Regions from separate parts of the Mus musculus genome. Here region 1 is linked to region 2. Evidence: chromatin contacts called from ENCODE Hi-C or POLR2A ChIA-PET data. All regions are on one chromosome and are shown on one strand. The core of a region is the stretch at or near the end of the contact, and the rest is flanking DNA. Distances in the headings are between cores, read along the strand shown.

Region 1 (5,913 bases), core at 3,042-5,541, 35 kb after region 2:
AAGCAAAGTCAGGAGCCCCTCCCTAGGCACTCGGCAGCGAGGACCTGATTCTCACGATGTAATCAAAGTCTATCACAGGTGGGGGAGGTGAGGGGTCTGAGCCCCAGGGAAGCCCCCTTTTTAGACCAATCATTCCAATCACTTTATTATACTCATGGCTCTGGATAACCACCCCTTCAGAGGGGCTCTTTCTTGGAGCCAACTTGGGGCACCCACGTATCAACAGCTTTCAACAGATACCTGAAGTCTCTTCCCCCCCTTGCTGAGAACTTGACTTGGTTTCTCCGACTACCAGACCATTTCCTGGCCCAGGATCGTTCACACACCCACTCAAAGGAGACACATGGCAGAAGGCCATCTTTATGTGCCTTCCGCACAAGAAAGGGCAAGAGGCAGCTGGAGGAATTCCCAGGTTGTTTGCTGCTGACTGCTGTCTCTGGGAAGGTTGGAGTAAGTTCCTACCACCCCCACCCCACCCTACCCCAAAACAAAGCATGGTGGTTCTGAGAGCTCTCACCTCTGCAAGCATTTGCATCAAGCCCACTGGCTTTCCTTCCCTATCTAACACATTTGATTTGTGTGTGTGCATGTGTCACACAGGTGTTGTGTGTCTGGAAGCCAGAGGTCAGCATAGATTGTCTTCTCAGATTGTTCATCATTTTATTTTTGAGACAGGGTCTCTCATCGATTCTGGAGTTTGATCAATATAGCTAGACTGGTTGACCATCAAGTTGTTTCTCTGGTATTGGCTTACAGGTGAGCACTATATAGGGCTAGGCTTTTTACATGAATCTTATACCTGCTCGGCAAGCACTTTATCATCTGCGCCATCTTGCCAGCGCTCAGACTTAGTCCTGAGCTCTGGCTCTGAACTTAACAGCGTTAACTAGCTACAGACCTCCTGAAGTGCGACCAAGCGTAAGCAAGGCAAGGCAATTCTCTAAAACTTCCCCTACTGAAAGCCCATTTGTCCACCCAGCTCCCACCCAGTGTCAGCCTCCTAAACAGACAGATGTCATTCACAGCCCCACTGGCCTTTGAGTGTGAGTGGCGTAAGCAAGCATCAGTTTCCAGCCACTGCTCAAGGAAACCAGCATGGCGCTCTGCCGGTCGCAAGTGCTGCTCGGAAAGGCTTCTCTCTCTAAGCCAGGTGCAGAGGAGTCTCGGACACGGGACTGTGGGTTTCATCACAGCTGGCTTCCACCTGAGGCGCTAGGCAGGGATGCCATGTCTAGAGGACACTTCATACCTAAACTCCCAAGATATACTATCCGCTTCCTGCTTCCAACTCCACCACCAAACAAAGCTTGAAAACCGTACCCCATGCTTATGCTATGTGGCAGAGTGAGCCCCAGGTAGCCATTAATGGTCTTAAATGGGAGGAGACAATGGTCACACTTATATCTAATTGGACGTTCATTGTGTACCCTGCCAGGCACTTTTCTAATCAACGTACACGTATATGATTACTACACTGAATCCCCACATTAACACGATGCTGTAGATAAGATCATTATCCACGCTTCTTAAAGACAAGTGAGGGCAACACAGAGATTCATGGGGTCACACAGAGACTAAGTGACATTTCGGATTCAAAGCCGGGACTTTGGTTCTAGTTTGAGGTGTGCGTGTGTGCCTGTGTCTATGTGTACGAGTAGCTAGGGTTGGCCAGTGAGGGCCAGACAGGACTCTGCCGGTCTCCACTCACCGTCCAGCACTGAGGTTACAAGCATGTGCTACCATGCCTGCTTTTATTTATTTATTTATTTTAAATGTGGGTTCTAAGGATCCAGTTCAGGTCCTCATGCTTGCTTTGCCAACTGAGTTGCCCCCCTCTTCCCAGCTCCAGGATTACCTTTTAAAACATCCTTTTCTGACCCATGCTTTTCAAAAATGAAAATAAAACAAATAAACCCTCTCAGAGAGCCAGACCTCAGCTTAGCACCAGATGTCTGGTGAGTCTGTCCTGCACACCAAAACTGTCTCAACTTTCTCTTGGTCAGCCGAACACTCACGGTTAGTTAAATATTAAAAAAAACCAAACAAACAGAGATTCCTTTCTGTGGCCTTCCTGACTTCAGTTCTGCTGCCTCTTTGGTGTTCAGGCATCTCTGGCTGGTAGGAAATCGACTACTCAGGGGCCACAGGAACCCAAGAAAGTGAAAGGACCTCAGCAAGTCGCAGGCCAGTGGGGATGCCTTGTGGAAGGAAACGGCAGGGAGGACACTATTTCCCAAGTGCTGGAAACTATTTAGGGACGGAGCAAGGGAAATAAACAACTCTCATGTGGTATGAGGATGCTCATTTCGTCATGGAGTACTGCACAGATACCCACAGAATCCTGCCAACACAGCATCATTGCTAACCAGAAGAATATCACAAACTCAGAGTAAAGCTGACAGTCCCTCAAAGTCTAAACAAGCGGGAATTGCAACAAGCATATTCTCACAGACAGTGCAGCTTCTGGAATTTGAGCCTTAGTAGATCCATAACAGTGAATCCACTGCCTCATCCTCTGTGTCCAGGGCTAGTGGGTACTGCAAAGCACTCAGGAACACGGAGGGAGATAAAGCTAGCAGCGGGCCCAGAGGTAAGTTGCACTGGATTCGTCTGCAGGTCAGCAGCATTTACAAGGAACAGCAGCCCGTGCACAGGACTCTACATGCCCAGCCTTCTCCTTAACAGGCACCTGTATGGGGGATGCTCATGGTAGGAAGAATAGTCCCCCTTTTTCCTTTCACATATTCTGGAGCGGCTGAGGGGGAGCTGTTATGGGCTAGAGTGAGGGTAGTAGTGCTAGCTGCTGCTGTCCAGTGTTGCAGTCTGAAGGAGGCAACAGAGGATGGCCCTTTACCAAAAGATGTGACTGTAATCCATGTCCACAGATGATTGCCGGAAGCTGTCATTGCACTGCGTGCTTCATATGTTCAAAGGAGCTACGTAAACACACGGGTATGAGTATCCTCTGGCAACAGCAGATCCCTGGGTTGGTGGGGAGGAGACTTATACAGGGATACAGACTCACCATTGGCGAGAGGTAATGATAAGCCCTAAAAAGAGCGCAGACTTGCTCAGAAACTCTCTATACTGGTGCCCAGTGTTACAGTAAGATTGGGAGAAGCCAGCAGGCCAGTGGGGATGCCTTGTGGAAGGAAGGAACTGGCGGGGAGCTTAGTGATTTTAGGGCTGGAAGGCGGGTGCAGGGGGACAGGAGGAGGAAGAGGAGGCCACGAGGCACAGTCACACACTGGAGCAGAGTATAGAGCGTTGAGCCAGGTGTGGAGGGCTGAGGAGGCCTCAGGTGCAGGTGACCTTGGCATCTTTCAGCCTCACAGCCTGCTTCCATTCAAAGCCTAACCAGGCTTCCCATGCCAACAGCTCCCTAGGAGGAAGAGCCTGAGAGAACCTGAGGTGACCACCGAGTCATCTCCCCATTAACCCTAATAAGTGTCAAATACTCACTTCGTTGTCAATATCACTACCTCATTTTTAAAACTCACAACTAAAGGAAGAAGAGGGTGTGCGTAAGACACAATGACCTTGTGGAGAGCCATCAGTCCCAACCTACAAACAAGCTTGTTTACGCGCACGGGGGAGAAGGCTCAAACCCGTCTGAGGATACGTAACTGTACACATACAACTACCTCTGGTCAGTGGGCAGCCATTAAAGGATGCCAGGCAGTGACAGCAGCTGTCTCCAAAGGTAACCTGCCTAAAAGTTCGGACTGGCCACAAAAGGCAATGGCCTCCTCTCCCGGGCTCAGAGCCCTTCACCTCGCGCACCTTCCCCGCCCTCACTCACTAGCGCAGCGCAGCGCCTGCCGCAGCACCTCTCGTCCGCACAGGTCACACCAGCCCGGACCGCCCCGCAGCGCCAGTTCCACGAAACGGTGCCCCTCGCCTCTCTCGGCCAAGACGCGGGGATCCTGCGGCTGCTCGAAGATGCTCCTCACGTCGCGGGGTCGGTGTGACCCAGGTCGCAGCCGCAGTCTCGGCTGCAGACCGGGCCGGACAGGGCGAGCGTGTCGGCAGTCTCGGGGCGTGGGTTCGGGGTCCCTCCGGCCACTCCTCCTGCCACCGCGATCCTCTGACGCCCCGGCCGCGGGGATCAGGGCCGTGGGGATGCAGCGGCGCGGCCGGGCGGGAGGTGGCGGCTCGGTGCCACCCAGACTCTGCAGATACCGCGGCGGCTCGGGATCTAGGAGCAGCGGGTAGGGACGTTGCCCGATGGCCGGGGAAGCCATGGCCAAGGCCCGCAGGCGGCGGCAGCTACCGAGCCTGGCCAACAGAAGGGGCGGCTCCGGTCGAGCGCGCTTTTAAAGGGCCCGCAGCCCGCGGGCGGGGCGGGGCGGGGCGGAGCCCACCGAGAGGCCGGAAGGGCAACACGCGTGACTGCGGGTCGGAGCCGCGTGGATTTAGGAGTGACTCGGCGACTAGGCGGTGGTGAAGGTCCGAGCACCCGAGAGGCTTCGCGAGCTCGGTAGGCGCCGGCTCCTGCGCCTGTCTTCAGCTCTGCCCCGTCCCCTCTGGGCGTCTCCCAGGGCGCCCTAACACCGGCGGGGCGGGGAGCAGGTGGGAAGGCAGGGCTTTGGCAACCTGGTGTGGCCCCGGGACAGGAGCTAGCCCGCCGCTGTCAGTAAGGCGGCCCGCGGATTCTCCGAGCTGCCCGTGGGAAGCTGGCTACATCAGCTCTCTCCCTTCTCACCTCTGCTACATAGACTGCCCCTCCCCGAAGACTGGGATTAGAGTGACTGGTGATCCTTGGTGATCCGGTGATCATGAGAGACCTCTCTGTGCCCCATGGGTGGACAGGAACTTTCCTCCCGAATTACGCCCCTCCCCCCTTAGTTGCTGGAGTAATCACTGCGGAAATGAATGCCAATCCCTTACACACCTCCTTTGGTATGGAAGGTCCACCTGAGCAGGGGCGCAGGGTGGAGAAGTCCGCATCCTACCAGCACCAAGGGGTGCGCCATAGGTTCCTGTCTGGCTTAAGGTTATGTCGCCACCATCTTGAAAATCCTAATTCTTAACCCGGCCTATTCTTTTTGCACTGGGTCTTGAAAATTATGTAATGGTAATAACTAGTGGGCCTGTCCACAGTGCCGTCTCAAGGGATAGAGAACAGGTGGGACTGTGGATTTTCGAACCTGTGCCCGGTCGGTCGGTCGTAGGCTAGCAAGGGTCCTGGGCCCTCTACAGGCTGGTTTTGTAGCTGCAGGCGCCTTTGCTCTTTCCAGTTCTGCGGTTCTGACTTAGGCCTAGCTCACATTCCCGCCTCCCCCTGCCCCCCTTAAATTACAGGTTTGATTGATTTAGTGGCAGCCACCAGCAAGCAACTATGGGAATAGAGTCACTGCACCAAATTCAAAAATTCTGTATTTTGGGTCTCAACAAACCACTGGTAGAAATATTGGGGGAGGGGCATGTCTATAGTGAACATGTACACACTCTTTCTCCTTACTTATTAAATAATACTGGATAGCAATGATTCATATACACTTTCACAGTACCGGTGTTTAATATAGGCGGGGTTAAAATGCATAGGTTCTCTCTGCACACAAGCTACCTTATAAAAGGGATGAGAACCCTCAGGTTAGAGTATTGGGAGCAATAATGTATGTATAGAATGTGTGGGGATTCTGAAACCAGACCTGGAATTGTCTATAAATTCGCCTACATTTTAATCTCCAGGGTTCTTTCCCGGCTAGTGATGGGTCTCCCCCTAGTGTCTGGCTGGGGAATCCTCACTTTCACTTTTCCTCTCGAAGGTAAATTTAGGCAATGGCTAAAAGTCCAGTGACCAGGGAATCCCCAGCCTTCCCTGCTCCACAGCCTCTCTCCCCACCCCCACCCCCGCACCCCTCCCCCAAGTGGTGGTAATCAGAATCCTGCTCCTTTCAAGTGGGTGGC
Region 2 (5,516 bases), core at 2,502-5,001:
AAAGCCTTTCAGTTTATAATTTTCAACTCAAATCCAAAGACGAAACAAGGACCTTTTCAGACATGGGAGGCTGAAGGCATGTATCTGCATACACTCGACACAAGCCAAGAGTGTAACAAGCTATGCCAAAGTTTGTGTCAACACATGACCTTTACAGACTGACAAATCCCGTTTCTCAGAACACATCCCTATGGCTAACAACACACGGCTGTAGGAAGACACTGTAATGTTGAGGAGATAGCTCAGTGGGTAAGAACACTCCCCTGCGAGCATGAGGGACTAAGTCTGAATCTCCAACATGAACTTAAACATGACTGTGCATGCCTGGAACTCCAGCATTAAAGGGCAGAGACCTGCAGAAGCCAAGAACTCCCTGGCCAGCCACCCAGCACACATGGCTGGCTTCAGGTTCAGTGAGAGACTCTGTCTCTCACTAACTAGGTAGAGAGTGATAGAGAAAGCCACCTAACACCCTCTCTGGCCTCTACATGTATACATGGTATGGATCCAGACACTGCTTTTGTTCCCCCCACCCCAAACACCACATGCACATGCTTGCACGCATGCAAGCACAAAAAGCAAATAGCCATACGGGGGGGGGGGGCAGAGCTCCACCCCCTCAGAGGAGAAGAGGGGGGAAGGGGAAGGGATTATGTAAGGGGGGACTGGGAGGCAGGGACAGCAATCAAGATGTAAAGTAAATAGATTAAAATATTATAAACATAAAGAAAAAAGAAATACTAAGCTTACAGTAATTCAAAGAACGCAATGCTGGGAATATTAGCTCAGTGGTAGCGCACTTGCCTGCTATGTGTGAGGCCCCAAGTTTAATTCCCAGCATCTCAAAAAAAAAAAGTTCAGTAACTTTATAAGAAAGTATTTCAATTCATAGAATGCTACCAAGAATAAAGACAGCTACTTCACATCGATAAAGGGGCCAATTATAAGGACATAATAATCTTAAAACTGCATGTATCCAATGATAGAGTTTCAAAACACAGGAGTATATCCAGGTAAAGTGTCACAGCAGGTAATTTCAGGACTTGAATTTCCAGGCTGTATGTGTGTATGTGTGTGTGTATGTGTATATATATATATATATATGTGTGTGTGTATATATATATACACACACACATACACACACACAAATATATATATATATATATATATATATTAAATCCACCAAGAATCTCTGTGACAAAGAAGAGAGCCATTAAGCTTGGAGAAGGGTAAAGAATATAATCAAAATACACTGCATGAAAAATTAAAAACAAAAAGACTTTTGTCCTTTGCGACTCCTTTCTTCCTCTTCTCTGGCTCCCCCGTGTGGTGGTCCTGGGCTCACAGACGGCAGCCCCTCCTCTTCTGAAGGACCTGGGAAAGCAGGGCCTGGAGTGGAGACAGTGTGCTGTGGGAGGCAGTTCCAGGTTAGGAGTCAGGAGATTTGAACTCCTGCCAACTGAGTCAGTTCTCAGCTGTAGCGGGCTCCGTTAAGGAACAGCAGGGAGGAGGGGTGTGTCTGTTTGAGGGGTGTGTGATGTTTGGGGGGTGGGAATGTAGGCAGAAAGGAAACAGACCTCCTGGGTTGAAGGGCCACCAGCCAGGTCGATCCACTCTGGAGATCTGGAAGTCATTTGTCCATTGGGTGAAATGGAACAGGGTCACCTACACAGTGGCACAATGGCTTAGACCTCTATGGTTAGTCGAATGAATGTGTGTGCTTGCAGAGAGACATGGTCTTTATGCACCCACAGATGCTGCTTGCCACACAAACCTAAGGACCTGAGCTGTGGCTTTGACCTTGGATCTACTGCTTGGAGTCTCTATACTTTCCTCTAGAACAGCCGGTCACAGAAGGAAGTAATTTCCCCCTTGCCTTAGGACATCTGACCATATCTAGTTTGGGTTGTCAGATCGATGAGTGGACTTTTACCCACTCCAAAGGTTTGATCCCCAAAACACATGTACAAAGCTGGGCATAGTAGCACATGCTTGTGATCACAGCGCTGCAGATGTGGCTCTTGGAGCTCACTGGCCAGCTAGCTTCGCTTAATCAGTGAGCCCCAGCTCCAGGGAGACTGTCTCAGAGAACAATGCCCAGAGTCGATCTCTGGCTTCCACATATGCACATATGTACCTGCACACACATGTGCACACACATATGTACCCACCCACATACATGCATGTATACTGCACATACATATGTACCTGCACACACATGTGCACACATACAGCACACACATATGCACCCACACACACATGTGCACATATACAGCATACACACACACACACAAACAAGTCAATAGAAATAAATTTTTAAAAAACGCTCGTATGCACAGAGTACTGAAATAAACAAGTCATGTGCAGCAAGGCCAGGGCTATAAGGCCCCAAGCAGGATTATGCCAAGAGAGTGCCTGTGGCCCGGGAACTGCTGCTGGAGGAGATGGTCTCTCCAGAAGGATGCTCAGGAGTCTACTGGGTAGAAGAAATGGGAAATAGGGTTTGAGTAACAGGGTGGTGGTGGGGGGGGGGGAGGGGATTCGATTTGTCTCTTACAATCTATGTATTCCATTTCTAAGAAAAGTGTGTCAACAGCCAGAGGGCCAGAGCTGTCTGGATCGGGAGAGCACGCTAAATGAGAATCAAAGTGCAGCCAAGCGCAGCATCTTCTCTTGAGTCGCTGTCACGGAGGGGCTAGGCTGCTTCACTGTGGGTGCACTGGGGTGCTACTGGGGCTCTCATCACTGGGGTTACATAGTAAGAGCACTTTTAAGGCCTGCAGGAGATGTGTCTGATCACACTAAAGGTGCCTGGGGGAAAGGCATGGAGCTTTGAGGATTCCAGAGGAAAGACTTGTAAAACCATTCATCTTTTGGCTTGCAAAAGCAGGCAGCTCTCATGCTTTCCCAAGGAGGTGCAGGGACCACAAGGCCTCAGGAGTCTGCAGTCTAGAGATGAGGCTCTAAGCCATCCTGCCCTCCCACATCTGCCTTCCCTTCTTCCTTCCTCTGCTGAGATAGTCAGAAATCTGCCATTATTGCTTTTAAAAGGTGAAGGCCAAATACTATCTGTAGAATGATCTCAGTCATATTTTGAAAAATGTCTGAAGGGCTGGGAGTTGCAGTTCAGTAGTGGATCGTGAATGCCTCTTGTGAGTGCACAAGACTCCGGCTTCAATTCTCAGTAACACACACACACACACACACACACACACACACACACATGCACACACACACACACGTAAATGCTTATACAGTGGGATACATGAAAATTCATGTAAGACTGCTTCTTTCCAGCTGATGAAAAAAAATCTATGATCTTCTTTCCCTTAAGTAGCGAAAAGGAGAAATGCCACCGGATTGAGACCTCACAATAGATCCCCTGGATTGGGCCCTCACCTGCTGAGCTCAGGCCTAGGCCTCTGCCTCGATAAATCTTCAGGAAGATGGCAAGAGGTGAGTTAGTTCAGCCAGGCAGAACACCAACCAGATAGGAGAAAGTACCTGCCATTCTCATATATCCGAATCCAAGCCAAGGCGGAAATCAGCATGAACGGGTTTCTTAGAAGAAGCAAAGAACCCGGATCAGGGCCTGGCTTTCCCCACAGAGCCTGGCGGGGCACTCTACTGAAGGCCAGGGCCAAGCCTGTCCAAGGCTCATGCCGCAGCGCCCAGCAACCTGGGCCCACAGGAGCTGTTGCTGCTGGGGACTGGCACCGTGTGGGTTTCTTACATCTCTGTAATGCTGCAGAGCTGCTTCTGTGATAGACAGCCATGACTCAGCCAGAGGGCTCTGGGATGCCTTTTCTTCCAAGGAGGCCGGAACTGCTGGAAAGCGCCCCTCCTGGCCATCGTTCTAAGAAAGAGACCGTGTGTGTGTGTGTGTGTGTGTGTGTGTGTGTGTGTGTGTGTGTGTGTGTGTGTGTGTGTGCAATAAAACCATGCCCTTCCCTGCCTTCTGTCCATAGCCCTGGGAGTTGGCCCACAGCCTACAGAGGCTTTTCCACCTCGGCACAGCTGACATTTGGGGCCAGTTGCTGCCATTCTGCCTTTCTGTGGCTTATATTGCAACATGTAGATCACTTAGCAGAACCATTGGCCTCTATGTACTAGGTCCCAGCTGACAAACCAAACCATCTCCAGACAGGGCCAGACGTCTCAGGGGAGGGGGCAAATCACTTCCTTCTGCAGCCTGTCCTAGATAGAGTATGAGAGACCCCAAGAAGCAGATCCAGGGAACCAAGATAGGGAAGGTTGGGAGCAGAAAGAAGAGACTTGACAGTAACCCGAAGAGAAAGAGAAACTGGAGAAAGCAGTTGTTTAAATATACTTTAGGGGCTGGGCAGTGGTGGCACATACCATTAATCCCAGCACTCAGGAGGCAGAGGCAGGTGAGTCTCTGAGTTGGAGGCCAGCAAGGCCAGTGTGTTCTATACATTGAATTCCAGAACAGCCAAGGGTATGCAAAGAAACCCTGTTTCCAAAAACAAGAAGGAAAAACCAGAAACAAACAAACAAAAACAAAACCCTTATAGGGATGCTGTGCTATTCGCTCTCTGTCTTATAAGGGAATGTTCATTAACAGGCTGCTGAGGGGGAGCTCAGTCAAAGCACCGGCCCAGCAAGCTTCAGGTTCCATTGCCAGCAGCAGAAAAAAAAAAAGCAAAGCAAAGCAAAATAAGACAGAATGCAAGACAGAAATCTGCATTGCTCATCAGTGCATCTCAGGTCTTGTGTGTAGGCCAGGCTGCTCCCAGAGGCCTGGCTGCAAACTCTGCTAGAGTCGCCATGACCCCACAGACTGGAGAGGGGGCACTGAAGCTTTCAATGTACATCTTAGGACAGTTCGATATAATCCCTTGTAAACACATATCACAGTTGTTCCATGGGAGCAGGCACAGAGACAGCGGGGACCTGGGAATGTCCGCGGGAGGGCCAGGCATTTGGACACCACAGAGCACGTGCCTGAAGGCTGTGGGGACTTGAGACTGCTCGTGAGTCGTCCGTAATGCCTGTGCATTTCCCCCTCACAGTCAGAGCTTGCTCCTTTCTCACCTTGCTGTAAGCATAAGACAGGAACGAGCCATTTTTCTTAAGTGTATCACTAAGCCCCCCATAGTGGACACTTAAAACCTTGCTAAATCAATAAGTGAGTAATATCCTATTTACACTTAACTTCCCTGACCAGCAAGCCCTCACCCTGAAGGACAAGGCTCACATCAAATGTCACCTCCTTCGGGAAGCCTTCCGTGATCTTTTTAAAATGTTAGCAGAAACAATTACACAGTGTACCCCAAAATACTTGGCTAATACTTATTGCACACATGTCCTGGTATCTACCAGTCAGCTGTGTTACAATTCCCCAGCCAGCATGGAAGCTCTCTGTGGACCATTCTGAAGTTATCACTTATTTTGCATATCCTCAACAGCACTTGATACATAACAGATACTTGATGAATGTTTAACACAACAATCAATACACTCTGTCCTCCACAGCCCAATCCCTAAACATTACA

The links. Hi-C counts contacts between places; a loop is a spot of excess contacts on that map. ChIA-PET counts read pairs that join two places held with the same protein, here RNA polymerase II (POLR2A).
Region 1: a loop to region 2 is called in a map of left cerebral cortex, with 2.9 times the contacts of the local background. The contact joins the promoter of Rassf5 here to the enhancer-like site in region 2. A Hi-C loop is called at or near these places in 10 of 37 maps with a recorded cell type or tissue (T-helper 1 cell, T-helper 17 cell, T-helper 2 cell and 4 more). POLR2A ChIA-PET finds 5 or more read pairs at or near these places in 2 of 5 experiments (Patski and embryonic stem cell).

The regions. Positions count from the first base shown.
Region 1 is chr1:131,240,887-131,246,799 of GRCm38, forward strand. Rassf5 (Ras association (RalGDS/AF-6) domain family member 5) reads right to left here and starts at 4,292. Exons shown (of 6, transcript NM_018750.4): 1 at 3,803-4,292. The coding sequence starts at 4,244. Gm28913 (a long non-coding RNA gene) reads left to right here and starts at 4,204. Exons shown (of 3, transcript XR_878525.3): 1 at 4,204-4,480.
Region 2 is chr1:131,206,336-131,211,851 of GRCm38, forward strand. The region is part of intron 2 of Rassf5 (Ras association (RalGDS/AF-6) domain family member 5); the gene reads right to left. Among named protein-coding and RNA genes, the nearest start is that of Gm28913, 36 kb to the right of the region's middle. Within about 2 kb of position 3,752, at least 1 of the 3 ENCODE cell types and tissues checked has a DNase peak (open chromatin) inside an H3K27ac peak, as active enhancers do; it is left cerebral cortex, where a contact is called at or near this core.